Linked DNA regions of Homo sapiens: all the other regions are linked to region 2. The links are chromatin loops, found by intact Hi-C in ENCODE. Cell type or tissue: HepG2. All regions are shown on one strand.

The links. Hi-C counts contacts between places; a loop is a spot of excess contacts. Peaks named below come from ENCODE experiments on the same cell type or tissue, not always from the same donor. Only the 100,000 strongest peaks of a DNase experiment are listed, where the experiment ranks them.
Region 1: it touches region 2 in a loop (4-fold over the local background); 3 of 110 quality-filtered maps call a loop at or near these places.
Region 3: it touches region 2 in a loop (31-fold over the local background); 2 of 110 quality-filtered maps call a loop at or near these places.

The regions. Positions count from the first base shown.
Region 1 is chr10:29,391,316-29,393,815 of GRCh38, forward strand. No RefSeq gene overlaps it. Among named protein-coding and RNA genes, the nearest start is that of SVIL-AS1, 17 kb to the right of the region's middle. In HepG2, a CTCF peak has its summit at 1,281 (motif pointing left); a DNase peak (open chromatin) is centred at 1,266.
Region 2 is chr10:29,317,279-29,319,778 of GRCh38, forward strand. It overlaps LOC124902400 (a long non-coding RNA gene), which reads right to left and starts at 386. Exons shown (of 2, transcript XR_007062098.1): 1 at 231-386. It also overlaps a transcript of LYZL1 not described here. In HepG2, no CTCF peak of the experiment used is centred here; DNase peaks (open chromatin) are centred at 293, 1,073, 1,352, 2,043 and 2 weaker places; H3K4me3 peaks cover 1,537 bases.
Region 3 is chr10:28,938,320-28,940,819 of GRCh38, forward strand. No RefSeq gene overlaps it. Among named protein-coding and RNA genes, the nearest start is that of C10orf126, 93 kb to the left of the region's middle. In HepG2, a CTCF peak has its summit at 1,116; DNase peaks (open chromatin) are centred at 1,172, 1,702 and 2,312; H3K4me3 peaks cover 2,211 bases.

The DNA of each region.
Region 1 (2,500 bases), 74 kb after region 2:
GCTCCCACTTATAAGTGAGAACATGTGGTATTTGTTTCTCTGTTTCTGAGTTCTTTGACTTAAAATAGTGGCCTCCAGTTCCATCCACGTTGCTGCAAAAGACATGATTTCATATTCCTTTATGGCTGAGTAGTGTTCCAGGGTGTATATATACCACATTTACTTTATCCAATCATCCATTGGTGGACATTGAGGTTGGTTCTATGTCTTTGCTATTGTGGATAGTGAAAAGCCACAATTATTTGATTTCACAGATACCCTCCTTTCTTTACGTGGGTTGAGCACAGGAAGAAACTGTCTACCTCAGTTACTACCACCATTGGCCTTCCAAATGTGGCTGTGTTTTGCCTGGGGTACGCAATCCCACCTTTATGCCTGTACATGCTTTGGAGTTGGAATTGGTCCTACTTGGGTTATATCTGGATACAAAGAAAAGTCAGTTAAATGTGGTGCAGCCACTATACACATCCTGAAGGCCCAAGTGCTAATCTCACACCTTAATTGCAGTAGGAATTATAAGTGGCAGGCTGCCCTTCTTTCTGACTCCATGGATCCTACCTGCTCACCCCTGGCCATCCCTCTGCCTTCACCCTCTAATACTTTTGCCCTCTGCTCTGACCACATGGGATGCCCGCTCCTTGCTCCTGCTGGAACACTCATCCCCAGGCAGCTCCAGGCTCCCCCTCAACTCCTCCCGCTTCAGTGAGGACTACGCTGGACGCCCTTTCATTTGTCTCTCTTTCCTACAAGAATGCAAGTTCTATAGGGAATAGATGTTTGTCTCTTTCCTTCACTATACGGGACTTGCCTAACACATAGTAAGCGCTCAAGGAATATTTGTCAAATGAATACACATCCTGCTTGAATCTCAACCCTTGCTGCTGCAGGTTAAAGAGTTCTAATAAAATGTCTTCTGCCTACCTCCCAAGGACACTGTTGTTTCTTAAGAAGGGAAATTGAATTTCTAATGTGAAGGGGGAGCTCTTCTCTAATTTCCTGCACTGTTATGGAGTCTTTTCTGTTTTTCATATTTCTTCATCAGTTCATCAGAGGTCTAGAAAGGAGATGACTTGGGCTATCATTTTACTCAGAAACTGTGTCTTTTTTTTATCTTGAGCAAAATTCCTCTCCTGTCTGTTGACTTCTATGTAGAATTCCAAGCTCGTAGGACAGATGACATGGATCATTAGATTAAGCCCAGAAGGGCAAACGACTTGTGCTGGAAAGTCAGGAAAACAGAGTGAAGGGCTATAGCAGGAGGATGTAGAAGCTAGCTGGGGCCCCCTACTGGCAAATGTGGGGATAATGTAGCAGTGAAACAGAAAGATAGTGATGGATTGTAACCCATTGAATAGAAAAAGAATCCATGAGTTCATATTGATATCAACAAACAAATGATAAATTGATTAGGGAGAGGGAAACTCTTCCGTATAGCAGAGTTCTGGCCAAGAAATATGGAAAGAATGAAGGAATTAGAAATGTATTGAGGTTAAATGCTGAACCTAGTGGGTGAAGGTTTGATAGGAACAGGATATTTACATAGTCTCAAAGTATCTCTCCAGAAGTTACTTTCTAATTTTTTTTTGAGATGGGTCTCTCTCTGTCACCAAGGCTGAAATGTAGTGGCAAACATAGCTCACTGCAGCCTTGATTTCCTGGTCTCAAGTAAATCGTCCTTCCTTGGCCTCCCAAAGTAATGAGATTACAGGCATGAGCCACCACATCCATCCTGCTTTTAATTATAAAGAAAAAATAGTAACTTTATTCATAAAAAAATAACAGACACCATCTTTACACAAAAGGAAAATTGTTCAGCATGGTACAGTGATAAGCTGAGCAAAAGGCCAGGTGGAGCTTAGAAAAATGTATAAGAAGGGTTGCATCAGTAAGGACTTTTAATTAAACCAGTGAAAACAGCAGAAAAACAAATTAAACAAAGTCCTCTTCCCCCTGGCGCTCCAGGTGATTGAATCAGCTGCCCAAGCAAGCTGAAACAGGGCAGCATGGAATAAAACCACTTGGCATGTGGGTAACTGTGTTATTTCCAAAGGACTTTCCCAAATATCATCTTGCTTTATGCTATTTCTCACAGCAATTTTGTGACGCAAAGCAGCTATCTCCTGTGTAAGCCATCTCCTGATTAACATATGAGCACACTCAACCCACAGGGTACATGACTTTTCCAAGGCCACAGAACGGAGCCAGGACGTGACCCCACGCTGCTGGCACCATGGCCAGTGTCCCACCGCACTGACCCGTCACTTGAGCTCACTTGCACCATCCCTGTAAAATGCCAGGTAACTCCTGCATCACAAAGAAAAATATTCTCAAGGAAGTAGGAAATTTTGTTTTGTTTTGTTTTGGTTTTTTTTGAGACAAGATCTGGCCCTATCGCCCAGGCTGGGGTGCAGTGGCATGATCTCAGCTCACTACAACCTCTGCCTCCCCGGCTCAAGCCACCCTCCCATCTCAGCCTCCTGAGTAGCTGGGACTACAGGCA
Region 2 (2,500 bases):
TCACTGTTTATTCTCCTCTGAACCTCACCAGAAGTCCTCAGCACATGTTCTTCATGGAGGTCATCTTTCCCTGGACTGCTTGGCTACTTTAGAAGTCAAATCAAGACTAGAAGTATGAAAGCCAATCACAATTTCCCAACAATTAGGATCCATCATTCACCATTTGGTTGGTACGTAGAGAAAACATTTTAAGTCAGTACTGTGCTGAAAAATCCTAAACATGCCATTACCTTAGCTCCAGGTCTTCTGTCCCTGGTGATGGAGCAAAGCCAATAGCTGTGCAAACAGAGTGGGGAGTAGACAGGGCGCCCTTGAGAGACTGCCAGAGCTAAGCCCAACTCCTCTGTGACTGGTGGTGTGAGCACAGACAAGACACTGAACCTCTCTGTTTCACTTCCTGTAAAATGGGAATAACAGTATTTGCCATGCACAGCCATGGTAAGGACTAGCAACCGTATTAGAAGCATGTTAATCACCTGGCACAAACCAGGCTTGTAATAAACATTAGTGATTAATTTACCTGGGGATGGTGGCACACACCTGTAGTCCCAGCTACTTGGGAGTCTGAGGTGGGAGGAGCGATTGAGCCTGGAAGTTCAAGGTTACAGTGAGCTATAATGACAGCACCGCACTCCAGACTGGGAAACAGAGTGAGACCCTGTCTCTTTAAAAAAAAAAAAAAAGTGATTACTATCCTATTTCTGCATTTTTCTTTGTCTATAATTTTGTAATAGGTGATTTCTAACAGGACCTGCAGACACTTTGAAAGGATAAACTACATTTTAATGTGAAATAAAGGCATGTTCAAAAAGCAAAGGTGCAGATAGTGGCTGAAAGAAACCACCTGAAACTGAGGCTGTTTATTTTCACAGGTCCCTGCTGCTAAGAATTCCAAACTACAAGGGAAAAAGTTAAACTCAGCTAGATTTCCCTGCCTGCTCAAGACCACAACCCCAGTGGCAACATAATTCTTGGTGAGGATGAAAAAACGAAATCTATACTTGCCTTGAGAAAGCATTCATGCAAAATAAAGCCCAGATTCATAAGTAATCTGACTTCAGCATCACTTTTCAAAACAGTATCCTGTTACCAGCTAAAGCAAACAGAGTGGTTCCAACCCCAGGAACTGACAGGCAGTGCAAAAGGGCAGATTGGAAGAGATTAAATATTTGTGCAAAAGCCCGTACCCCCCTTCACAAAGGGCTGCCTCTGTCTGGCATAAAAGGGAAGGGATGCGGGAACTGAGAAGAGGGCCTTATCTTTCCAGAGGAAGGACTGTTTGGGGACGGAGGAGGTGGAGAAGGGGAGAGAAAATAGCGGAGAAGGGGAGGGATAATAGCAGAGGAGGGGAGACATCAGATGGGTGTGTGTCCCCGGGTCGCTGTCGAGCCGGGCCAGGCTGCTGTCATCGGCTGAGGCTGCACTTCTGACCCCTGCGGTGAAGCCAAGCCACGCGGGCTCAGGGGCAGACGGAAACAGGATGACTCGAGCTTTGAAGCTGCCAGCCTGTGATGGCAGAGAGGCCAGAAAGAAGCCCGCTCCAGAACCCACTCTCTCAGCAGCAGCACCACATTAATTTGCAGGGGGGTGGGAAGGACAGAGGAGGGGAGGGGCGGAGAGGGGAGGGCAGGAGAGGTCGGGCTGGGACCGAGGCCAGGGAAGCGGGTCATGTGCACAAGGCAGCCCAAAGGCCTTCCAGGGGGTGCCCAAGAAGGACTTTAGAGAAGGGAGATTTTGAAAAATTATTTTTTAAAAAAATTGTAGTTTTCGACTCTGCTGACAGTCGATCAAAGCTAGTTTCTGCTTCTGAGACATTTTAGTGGCTGCCAGGAACTTAGAATTTAGAAGAGAAAAAAGAAGAGGAAAGGAAAAAATCTACAATGGAGCAGTCTGCGCGGGCGGTGGGGAGATTGCTGGTAAGATGAGAGTCTTTGAGGAATTGGGATTTTTCTGTGGACTTTGGAGCTCCTCGGGGCCCACCATGAAGACCAACATGGGGCCGGCAGCGCAGGGAAAAACACCCTTGGGAGGCCCTTTGAACACAGCTCACGTAACCACATTTGAGGAGAGACAACGGGAGGGACGGTCCCTTGTGCCAGTCGAGGGACAGGGCTGGAACTGTGGTTCCAAACCCTGGCTGCACAATGCGATCATCAGGACACTTCAAAAAATGCAGATGCCAGGCCTGGCTCAATTCAGTTAAATCAGGCTCCCTGAAGGCAGGGTCCTGATGCAGATATTTTTTTAACTCCCCCGTTAATTCTAATGCTCAACCAAGGTTATGAACCCTGAGTAAGAGACTTAACGGGACCCTGCTGAGCACAGGCTTCCCCTGGGCTACAGTGCCCCCTCTCCGTCACCTCACTGGGAGAAGAACATCAAGGTCACCCACCTTCTGGCTACAGTGAAGACTCAGGAAGTCGTTCCTCTCCGATAGCTGAGAGTCAATACAGGGACCTCAAGAGTGGAGCCTCATCATCAGAGTAACCTGGGGACAACA
Region 3 (2,500 bases), 380 kb before region 2:
TGCTTTTGTTGCTTCATTCTTTCCTTGCTTTGTGAGTTTTGTCCAATTCTTTGTTCAAAATGCCAAGAACCTGGACATCCTCCACCGGTAACATGGTGAGGGCTAAGTTACTGTAAGGGTTACGTGCGTATATTATGCAGAAAACACCGAAACAGTGCCTGGCACATAGTAAATACTTGATAAATGCTACAATTATTCCTTCTTAGTCCAGAACCTCAAATAGATACACCTATTTCCGTCTCTCTCACACCTATTGAATCTGTATTAGGTCCTAATATTTTGCCTGAGGGAGTTGCACTTGCTGGGTTTACCAATTAAAATGATCAGTTCACAGCCTTATGCCCTTCATAAGAAACAAGCAATTAAACGAATGTTGGTTGAAAAAGCCCTATGCGCCTCTTCTTCCTTCAGGACAGTGAAATCCTATCTCAGGCCAGGTTAATACAGCTAATGTGGGAGAAAATTTAGATCTCCATATTCATCTAGTGAATTTGGAAAGGCAAGAGTTATTCTGATTTATCAAACAAATTAGTGACTCTTAAATTTAGCTCTGTGTCTGAAATAGCAAAAGAACTTAATATAAATACCAGTATCTGGGCACCACTCCAGATCTGTGATGTGGTCTGGGCATCTGTATGTCTAATAAAAGTTTCTCAGGTGATTCGGAGCACAAAACTCCAAATGAGTACACAGCCCATAATACTGCTTTAGTTAAGCAGAGCTGAATAAAGTACCACTAAAGATACATTTATATTGAACAGGGTTCTTCCTGTTAGTATCTTTCATTATGAGATTAATGACTTGCTGCTATCTCTGGAAAGATATATTTGGCAAACTAAATCCTAAAGGAATCAAGTATTAAGTGATTATGGAAATCTAAGCCTCTTGGTTAGGCATTTCATACATGACTCTTTGTTGCTATCAACCTGGATTCACACGTTAATGACAGTAGAATTCACAAGTGTCCCAGAACATTACAACACACTCGATCGATATTAATCGAAAAGGAGAAGCAGAAATAATTTAAGTAAGATTGCAATTGCCACGGAGCTCTGACCTTTCAGAAACACTCGTACACGAAAGTGCCAGGACCCTCATGTTGCACGGTTCCAGGGGGCGCTGTTTGCAGAGTGTAGACTGAAGACTGCCTCCTAGGAAGGGCGACTTGCTGGCCTGCAGGACGGGGCACAGGCGCAGGGTCCCTGCCCAGCACAACCACGCCTTATCCCAGCTGGAGTCTGAAGGCCCCGCAGGGGAACTCCCCTCTCTTACTCACCTCCATCCCCTTCACCTCCGCTCCTGCAGCCTCCATGCACTTCAGTGGGAAACGGATCTGCACTACAAACTGCCCCCCTTGCAGAGTTCCAAGCTCATCTAATTACATAGTGTTTAGAACAGTGCAATAAATCAAAAGATACTTCCTTAGCCCTGGAGGTGAATAGAATAGTTTCATGTCATTAAACCCCACAACCAAGGGACCCTTTATGACACGGACTTCTTTTGGGAGGTGATGCCTCTGTCCGTGTGAGAGTCCTGGCTCCTGGTAGGTTTCTTCCGGTGCCTCCCAGGCAGTTGGAGGACGCCGCTCTCATTAGGTCATGTTTACTGAAGGTGCTTGTTTTCTGTCTCTCCATTCATTCGGTTACAGGACACCCGACGGGACAAAGCGTGTTGTAACCGACCACCAATGGAGCCGGCTCTGTTCACGGATTATGGTTGTCTTGGCAACCAGCTTTGCTGAACTCACCACAGCAAACATGGAATGAATGACTGGGTCAACACCCGAGATAAAAAGAGGGTTATGCAACTGTTTGCTGAACCCTTGGCGGGATTTTTTTTTTTTCTGGACATTTCCCAGAATGTCCCCATATTCAAAAATTCCAAATGAAGAATTCCTATTTAAACCCATAACAAGTATTGCCATTGTTCATAGAAAAGAGCTGTTGCTTTTGGAAATATAATTTAAGGTCTGCAGACGATTTGAACTGGGTGTTGCTTCAGTTTCAGTAACCGTGCAAAAGCGTATTTAACGATAAGTTTTCCCTAGACAGGAAACGAGAGAGGCCACTCATGTATTTCTAATGATCTACATAAATAATTTCATCTACTTAGATTCAAAACTTTAGTCATTAAATGGTTTTACTCTCAGCTAAATAGATTCTTGAAAATGAATTTTAAAACGCAGAAATAAGCTTTTGAAAAAAAATTCAGAGACAGGATGGAGCCTCTCTTTGTGGAAAAGCAAATTGGCAAACAGGACAATTTATTTAAGACAGTGAGTACAAAGGGAGCAAGGTTCTGGGCTCTCCTGTTTCCCAAGCCATTTAATTCTATGCAAACAATTACATGGTAATATAATCCAGGTTTCTAGAATAGTTTATGTTTATTTCTGTCTCGGACTGGAAGAAAAATATTGCACCGGGTAAGATAGTAACAGTTGTTATGACTTGTACCTGGGTGCTTGACACAGCTTTCCTCATAATTATTCTTTGTGTTTTCC